2 separate regions of the Homo sapiens genome follow, and region 1 is linked to region 2. A link is a contact called in ENCODE Hi-C or POLR2A ChIA-PET data. All regions are on one chromosome and are shown on one strand. The core of a region is the stretch at or near the end of the contact, and the rest is flanking DNA. Distances in the headings are between cores, read along the strand shown.

Evidence for each region. A loop is a pair of places that touch in the nucleus more often than their neighbours do. ChIA-PET counts read pairs that join two places held with the same protein, here RNA polymerase II (POLR2A). Pooled maps may share reads with other maps.
Region 1: a loop to region 2 is called in a pooled map, with 4 times the contacts of the local background. The contact joins the enhancer-like site here to the promoter of ASAH2B in region 2. A Hi-C loop is called at or near these places in 6 of 37 single-sample maps with no recorded cell type and 10 of 50 pooled maps. POLR2A ChIA-PET finds 5 or more read pairs at or near these places in 2 of 52 experiments (activated T-cell and naive thymus-derived CD8-positive, alpha-beta T cell).

What each region holds. Positions count from the first base shown.
Region 1 is chr10:50,537,252-50,541,122 of GRCh38, reverse strand. The region is part of intron 2 of SGMS1 (sphingomyelin synthase 1); the gene reads left to right. Among named protein-coding and RNA genes, the nearest start is that of SGMS1, 85 kb to the left of the region's middle. RefSeq lists an enhancer at 2,078-2,287 and a silencer at 2,280-2,574. Within about 2 kb of position 1,907, at least 5 of the 41 ENCODE cell types and tissues checked have a DNase peak (open chromatin) inside an H3K27ac peak, as active enhancers do.
Region 2 is chr10:50,737,403-50,741,714 of GRCh38, reverse strand. It overlaps ASAH2B (N-acylsphingosine amidohydrolase 2B), which reads right to left and starts at 1,779. Exons shown (of 6, transcript NM_001321958.2): 1 at 1,732-1,779.

The DNA.
Region 1 (3,871 bases), core at 658-3,157, 200 kb after region 2:
AGTCCTTTCCCAAGGTCTCCAACGCTGGTTGGTCCTGTTGCCTTGTGGAGTTTCTAATTGAATGTATCTGAAGCACTTCAATCAGAGCTGAATCTTGGTCTTCCATGCTGTCATCCCCTGTATTCTTTCCCAAACCAAGTTTCTGTTGATTCTGCCTCCAAAAAGTATCTCAAATCCACCCTCCTGGTCCAGTCACCTGGGTGACTGCAGTTGCTATTCATACTCACTGTGACTCTTTTCCACCCTCTTTATGAAATGGAAATCTGGTAATTCACCTCCTTCCCCTAAAAGCCAAAACAAAAAACAAACAAACCTGCAGGACTCAACTTTTCCATGACTTCCCATGATCTTAAGTTGAAATCATAATTTCATAACCTTAGTGACTCGCATGACCTGGCAGTTGCCCACTAATCCCCAGCCCTCCGTGTTCCCCCTCTTCAATCCAGTCATGGTGGCTTAGTTTTGGTTTCTCTGAGATAGCATTCACTTCCACTTTCCTCTCTCTTTTTTCAAATTGTTGACTTTAATTATTTCTTTAGTTCCCCCTTAAATCTCATTTTGTCAGAGAAAGCCTTAGGTTAGAAACCACCTTATTGCATGACATTGACCCCCTTGATAGCAGTCTGTTGGTATATGTCTAGTGGCTGGCATATAGTGGATGCTTATTCATATTTGTTGAGTGAAAGAATGAGAGTAGTGGTAATTGTGAGTATTTTAAGTGCTGCTAAATACTCTGAGAGTTGGCATATCTAGCATGAGGTGTGGCACAGATGCCACCATTTTTTTTTACCTGCCAGACGAGCCAGTCTATTTATTACTAATTTATCACCACATCCTTCCCCTGGGCTGGCTTTCTTAGTACTCTACTGGTCTGTGTGAATTGGCATGTGGCATGAAACCTATTTGACATTTCTAATCTAGCAGAAAATGTCATCACCTTCTGGATGTTTAGGTCCTTGTATTGACCTTTAAACATGTTGCATAAACTTTTCATGCCTTAATTTTCATGCCAGTCTAATACAGGTCATCAGATTGTAAGATAAGATAATTCTTTCATGAAGATTAAGTAAGAAATACTGAAAAATTAGTAGAGCATATTCAAATATAAGGTTGTATAATTACATTCAGTATGCTTTGACATAAATAATCATTTTCTGTTTAGCCACTCTCTTATGCAGACTAAAATGTAAATTTTATATACACATAAATTAAACTTTCAGTTGCATAGGCTTATCATGTCTATATATGAGCCTTACAGCAGGGACTCTAATTTTCTTTCATAATTAAGTTGATTTCTTGTTTCCATTGGACTTTTACTTAATGTTTATTTTGCTAGTGAAAGATCCATTTCAAGGAGATAGAATATAAAACATCAAGAAGAAGATGCTCATTTTAAATTCAGTTTACTATCATTCTGTGGCAGTGTTTCACAAAGCATACCCATGGATCACCTGTATCAGAAACATGTGGGGATGGTTAATTTGCAGGTTCATGCCCCCACAACTTACTGAATCAGAATTTGAGAGGCCCAGAAAACTGCATTTTAAAGTGATCACTTTGTACTTTAAATAAGCTCCATAAGTTTGAGAATCAGGTCCCATATAATACTTAGTGTATACTGTGTCATTAATAAATTTCGAACAGGATCCATAAAAGATGGCTCATTCACCGACCTTTTCAGTCTCACCTGAGCATATAGATGTTATCAGAAAACATATCAATGCCAACACTATACAATAAAAGGTGATGATATTGATTGTGACTAAGGTTGAAAACAGTCTATGACCTTATTCAACTGGAGCACAGAGGATCAACAAGGGGCATTGTTCCTAGATGGCTAAAACACACTGGCCTTCCGGGAACAATGGCCCTTTGACCACAGCTGACACAGGCGGGAAGGAACTAGACAGGGGTCAGATCTCCTCAGTCCAGCAGTGAATGGGTGGGGCCTATGGTTGAGTCCTCTGGAGAAGCCCGGCAGGGGAAGGCCAGCAGTGCCCTTCATGCTCACCAGGGCTGTCACTGTTCTGCCCTCCCTGGATGCCCACATGGCAAGAACGCTTGCCCTGAGCAGGAGGACAGGAACAATACCTGTGTTTTAAAAGTTGGCATTGCCAAGTGTGTAGGATGTGCTGCTCACCGAGTTCGGTGGTTTCCTTGTATTAGTTCATGTAATCAGCTTAAGTAGGGGAAATCCAGGGTGTTGATGAGAAGGCATTTCATGGCAGACTTTAACCCTGGACTGGATTCTGGGGAAGGTTACAAGTCTCCATCTCCTGTTCTTATCAAAACTTGCTCTACTCTTTTGGATCGCCTTTGACCACTTAATGATACTTACAGCTTTTATCTCACAGTTCCACCTCCAGATCAGTATTGTTTTCTGTCATTTCCTGAATGTGAATTCCATCCCACTAAGTAGACACAGAAGTTGTCAGTGGGGAATGGTGTCATCCCTCTCCTCTGGTGTTTTGAAATGTGTGGGAACATTTTCAGTGGTCATGATGATGAGGGGTGTGTATATCAGGATTTAATGTCCTGAGGGTGTGGGATGCTAAATACCTTTCAGTAGTTGGGAGTGGGAGGGTCCCACTTAATGAAGGATTGTCCTGTCCAGAATGCTGAAGGCACCCCTGATAAGCTATCTCTTTTTTTTTTTTTTTTTTTTGAGATGGAGTCTCACTCAGTAGCCCAGGCTGTAGTACAGTGGCATGATCTTGGCTCACTGCAAGCTCCGCCTCCCGGGTTCATGCCATTGTCCTGCCTCAGCCTCCTGAGTAGCTGGGACTACAGGCACCCACCACCACGCCCGGCTAATTTTTTTGTATTTTTAGTAGAGACGGGGTTTCACCATGTTAGCCATGATGGTCTCGATCTCCTGAGCTCATGATCTGCCTGCCTCGGCCTCCCAAAGTGCTGGGATTACAGGTGTGAGCCCACCCACCCACCCCTGATAAGCTCTTTGGTTTTATCTGCATCTTATCCAGCACCTTATTATTATTTGTTTAATCTCTGTATTTCCAGAGCAGGATCTCACTCTGTTGCCCAGGCTGGAGTGCCGTGGCATAATCATAGCTCACTGTAACTTTGAATAGCTGGGCTCAAGCAAGCCTCCTGCCCCAGCCTCCTGAGTAGCAGTGCCTTCTTGAGAACTGACCAAACATTTAATATGTAATGGGATTCATATGGCTTAATAGATGCAGTTTGAGCTTAGTTACTTGTAGGGTAAATAAGCAAATGGTTGAAGCCATCTTCTTGGATGGCTTTTGTGCTCTCACAGTGAAGGTGTCACTCTTCTTGAATTCTGCTTTGTAACCTCATTCTTCCTGACGGTACAATGTAGACAAGCTCTATGACCTAGGGAATAATCCTAAGCAGCTACTGTTCCACTCAGGCAACATTCCTATTTCAAAAACTACCAGCATGTAGTCCCACTGAAACCTTGGTTTCACAAAAAGAAACAGGATGGGGAACATCACACACCGGGGCCTGTTGTGGAATGGGGGCGGGCAGGGGGTGGCGGGGAGGGATAGCATTAAGAGATATACCTAATGTAAATGACGAGTTAATGGGTGCAGCACACCAACATGGCACATGTATACATATGTAACAAACCTGCACGTTGTGCACATGTACCCTAGAACTTAAAGTATAATAAAATATATATATATCTATATATATATATAAAGAAAAAAAAGAAAAGAAACAGGATGATGCTAAGTAAATTAAGTGTTAGCATCATGAAATGGGGTAGAGGGCTGAGTACCCCAACATTTTATCTCTGACACCATCCCAGGTGAGTAGTCTTAGCAGTAGGAGGGTTTGAGATTTGGAGGTACAGGCTCCATACTCCAAACTTTCTGGAGAAAAGGTT
Region 2 (4,312 bases), core at 530-3,029:
GCTACCATCTCCTTACCATCACCCTCCGCATACTTACTCCATGCTACTCAACTAATTGTGGTCCATCAATGTGCCTGCCCTCTGGACCTTTGCATATATCGTTTCTTCTATATAGGATACATTCTTACTTTTTATTTGCTTAACTCTCACTTGTTGTCAAGAACTCATACAGATGTTACATCTTCCTGAACAGTCCCAGTACTCAAATACCCAGTCTGGGCTGGTGCTCTTTCTCTTTATTTTTATAACACCTTGTGCATGCCTTTCATGAAAATGTAATCATCTGTTCTCTTTTCTGTCTTCCTACTAGACCCCCGGCTTCCAGTGATCTTGAGGGAAGGGACAGATTCTTTTCATCATTATGCCCCAGAAAGTGGCTAGCACAGTATCTGTCACAATACATCTGTTGAATGAATGAAGTAATTAATAGCAATACTTGCCGGAGTATATCCCTGTGATATGGACAGGAGACAGGAAAATACTGGGTAGAAGAGAGTGGTTCCCTGGCAAAGGCCCCACCCTTAAGCCTGGAAACCTGTGGCCCTAAACAAATGTTCTTAAAGAAACTGAAAAAATGAATTTTTAATTAATTTCATTCTAACTCTAAACAGTCACATGTCGCTACCATACTGGACAGCTCAGACCTAGGTATCAACTGGACTAATGAAGTGGTTTCCTAACTTAAACTTAAATTGTAATAAAAAATTTAAAACGTTTTTATGAACTTCCAATAGGATCGCAGTATTACTTTTAGTACCTGTCACCTCTGTAAAACTCCTGAATTATAACTCATCTACACACATTTGAAAAACAGCAGTATCTGTATGTGTGAGATATGACTGGTTCTAAATGATGCCTGGAGACCCCATGGACTTACAGAGACCCTTCCAGTGATTTCTGAGGTACCTGGGAATCTGTGGCCAATAAATTGGTAATCACTGAATTAGTGAGTTTTTTAAGAATATCAGGCTGCATAAAATCTGACAGCTTGATTGAAAAAAAGCGGGAAAGGGTGCCATTTCATTCAATTAAGGTCCTGTATTAATTCCGTTTAATAAATGTTTGGTCTATCTATGATGTGCTAGCCACTGTGCCAGTGAATGGATATAGCTATGATCTGACTTGCAGAGGAAATCCAAACTAGTACCTTCCGTGCAATAAGGGATACACTGCAAGGCTGCACAGGGTGCTACTGGAGCACAGAAGTGAGTCAGAGGCTTCCCACAGACACACAACACGAGCGGAAACAGAAAGTCTTTATATATCACCATAACGTCAAGGAACACCGGCTGGGAGTTAGGAGAGCTGGGCACTAGGAACGCTTTGAAACTGAATAGCTGTGGGATTTCCGAGGTTATGTTGCTTCTCTACTATATTTTAGTTCCGAAGCTGTACTAATGTTTCTCTTTCTTTTGCTCTTGGTGGGAAAAGCACAATTTGGGGTCAACAGATTCGGCTCAGGTCCGAGTCGCCTGCTGGGACCACGTCGCCAGGAAACGACGTCTCCCGGACACCTTCCCTCCCCGTCAGGCTCTCTGCAGGGATTCACCCCGTTCCCTCTCCCAACGACTCCCGGGCACGCCTCCGTTAAAGGTGAAATATGCTGCTCCTGGGGAGCAAAGATAACCCGGAGGACCAGGGAAGGACCTTCCCACGCGCACGACTCGCGATCTTCCCAGTGCCCCAGAGCCAGGGACCCCACTGCCGCCTACCCCAGCCGCAGCACCGAACCTGTTCACAATTGCGACTCCTCAGGTCCGCTTCCACACCGCCGGAAACGGAAATTCACCGTCGCGCCGACTCGCGGGGAGGGAAACAAAAAGGCAGAAAAAAGAGACCGGCGCCTGGACGACTTCCAGGGGAGAGCTGGAAGACTAGTCAACAGCTGTGTGCGGGCGCCGGCGCCGTCTGCGCAGTGCGTTCCACCGGGTCCGCATCCCTCCCGATTCCGCCCCACCCTGCCCTCGGAATCCGCTGCCTCAACTCCCGCGGTGGGACTCCGGAGCAGCGTACACCGCCCTCGCCTTAGTCCTCCGCGAAGGCCAGGGCAGCTGTGCGGCCTGCCGCGGATTAGTTGGTGCGGTGCAAAAGCCAGAAGGAGACACATTTGGTCCTGGCCACCCCGGAGTCACCGTGCCCGGGACAAATGGACTATGGCTCGACTGGGAGTCGACTTCCTTCTCTTTAAAGATGACAGATGAGGGAGATCTCAGGTTCTGGGGGTGCCCTAAAGCCCTCTTTTGGCAGGAAGCGGTGGCTCATGCCTGTAATCCCAGCCCTTTGGGAGGCTGAGGCGGGAGGATCGCTTGAGCCCAGGAGTTCAAGACCAGCCTGGGCAACTTAGGGAGATACCCCCGCCCACCGTCTCGCAGGAAAAAAAAGAAAGGAAGAAAATTAGCCAGGCACGGTGGCTCACGCCTGTAATCCCAGTATTTTGGGAGTCCAAGGCAGGAGGATTGCTTGAGCCCAGCAGTTCAAGACCAGCCTGGGCAACACAGGGAGGCTACCTCTCTCTCAATCAATCAATCAATCAATCAATGCCAGCGTCGTGGCGGGCGCCTGTGGTCCCTGTGGTCCCAGCTACTCTGGAGGCTGAGGCGGAACGATCGCTTGAGCCTTGGAGGCGGAGGTTGCAGTGAGCTGAGATCGAGCCACTGCACTCCAGCCTGGGCGACAGAGCAAGACACTGTCTCAAAGAAAAATAAATAAATAAAATAAGGCCCTCTTTTTCCAGGACCAACAGACTCTGATGGCAGGGACAAACTGACCCAGCCTAAACTGCCTCGCCTTCCCTGCTCCCGGGAAAGGGGCTTTCCCTGAGGGAAGGTAGCATCTTGCCATTTTCTTCCTGCACAGCTTTGCCTTCCCAGGGATCGGCCCATTGCCACCTGAGGAAATGCCTTGGAGTCCATCTAACCCACAGCCCAGGTACTTGGGACGCCTACAGAGCCTACATTGTCAGAGGATGCATCTTCTTCTAGTCTTGGAGGGGTTCCTTTCAATAAGATCCCACCAGTGCACTCAAGGCTCAATTCTACACCAAAAAACTAGGCCCACTCCTGTCACCGAGACCCCCAGGCTTCAGGTCCTGTCACAGTGACCTTGTTTTCGCCCCCAGCAGCCCCCAGGTATTCACTCTGCATAGGCTATATACTGGGTGCTAAACAAGAGAGGCTACCCACGTGGTGCATGCTTCCCTTATCTGTGAAGAGCTTAGGATGTTGTAACTTCTTCACACTATGCCTCTTACTTCATGGAGATGTCAGTATCCGGGTAGATAATCCTTCCAACATCCTTTTGATCTCATGAAGCCCACTCCTGTCCTCTGCCCTACCTCAGCTTCCCCCTCCCTCCATGATCAGACCTTAGACCTTGTCAGGTCCAAGGACTGCAAACCCCACAGTAGCCCACTCTGACCACCACCTCCTAGCTATCCAGGTTACTCCCTATACTGCCCTGAAACAAAATTCTTGCAACCTTACCAGTACCTCCAATCCAGATCTTACTACCTTTTCACTGTTTCTTCCTTCCTTTATGACTTTTCCCTCTCTAGTGAGCGAGCTTAAACTCCATGGCCAACCATTCTCATTGGTCCCTTGCACACCTCCTCAACTCACCCACCTCCCTGTCACCTCCTATCTGCTTAGTAAGATGGGAGCCCTGGATAAACTCAGCTCTCCATCTATTCCATGCCACAACGATGCAACTAAACATGGCTGGAAGAAAACAGGACCATGCCAGCAGTCCTCACTTTAATCATTCTTTTTCCGGTCTATTCAATCTCCCATTGTTCCAAATGAGTATTTCGCACTTCTTCCTCTCTGTTCAGTCCTTCCTACTGCCTCCCCCTTCCTTGCCTCCTGAAAAAAGAAGGGAAAAAAGACCTTTTGAAAAAAGAAGGGATAGGTGTCCACAACTCAGTGTGAAGTGTTTAAAAAAGAGCCACACAAGCACGAAGAAAGCCAGAAGTGAGTAACCTGCAGAAAAGTAGGTAAAGGTTCTGATCTGGATCCAGATGAGAAATGGAATAGCAAGTTAAAATCAGGAAATATTTTGAAGAAGATAAATGTTCCTGGATATCTTTGAATACTTGGTAAATTATTAAGTTCTTATATATAATAAAGCAAGATTGTAGGTTTGTCTTTTTATTCAGGTATTTGAGGAAAATGTGTCTCCAAGGACTATTGAAATCTGAGACATATGTTGTGGGTACATTAAGGAGAAAGTATAGTAGTGTTTAAGAATTTAAAAATATATTTAGGTCTCATCTTGTAAGTCAGCCCTTCTCCTTACATTAACTATATGACTCCTT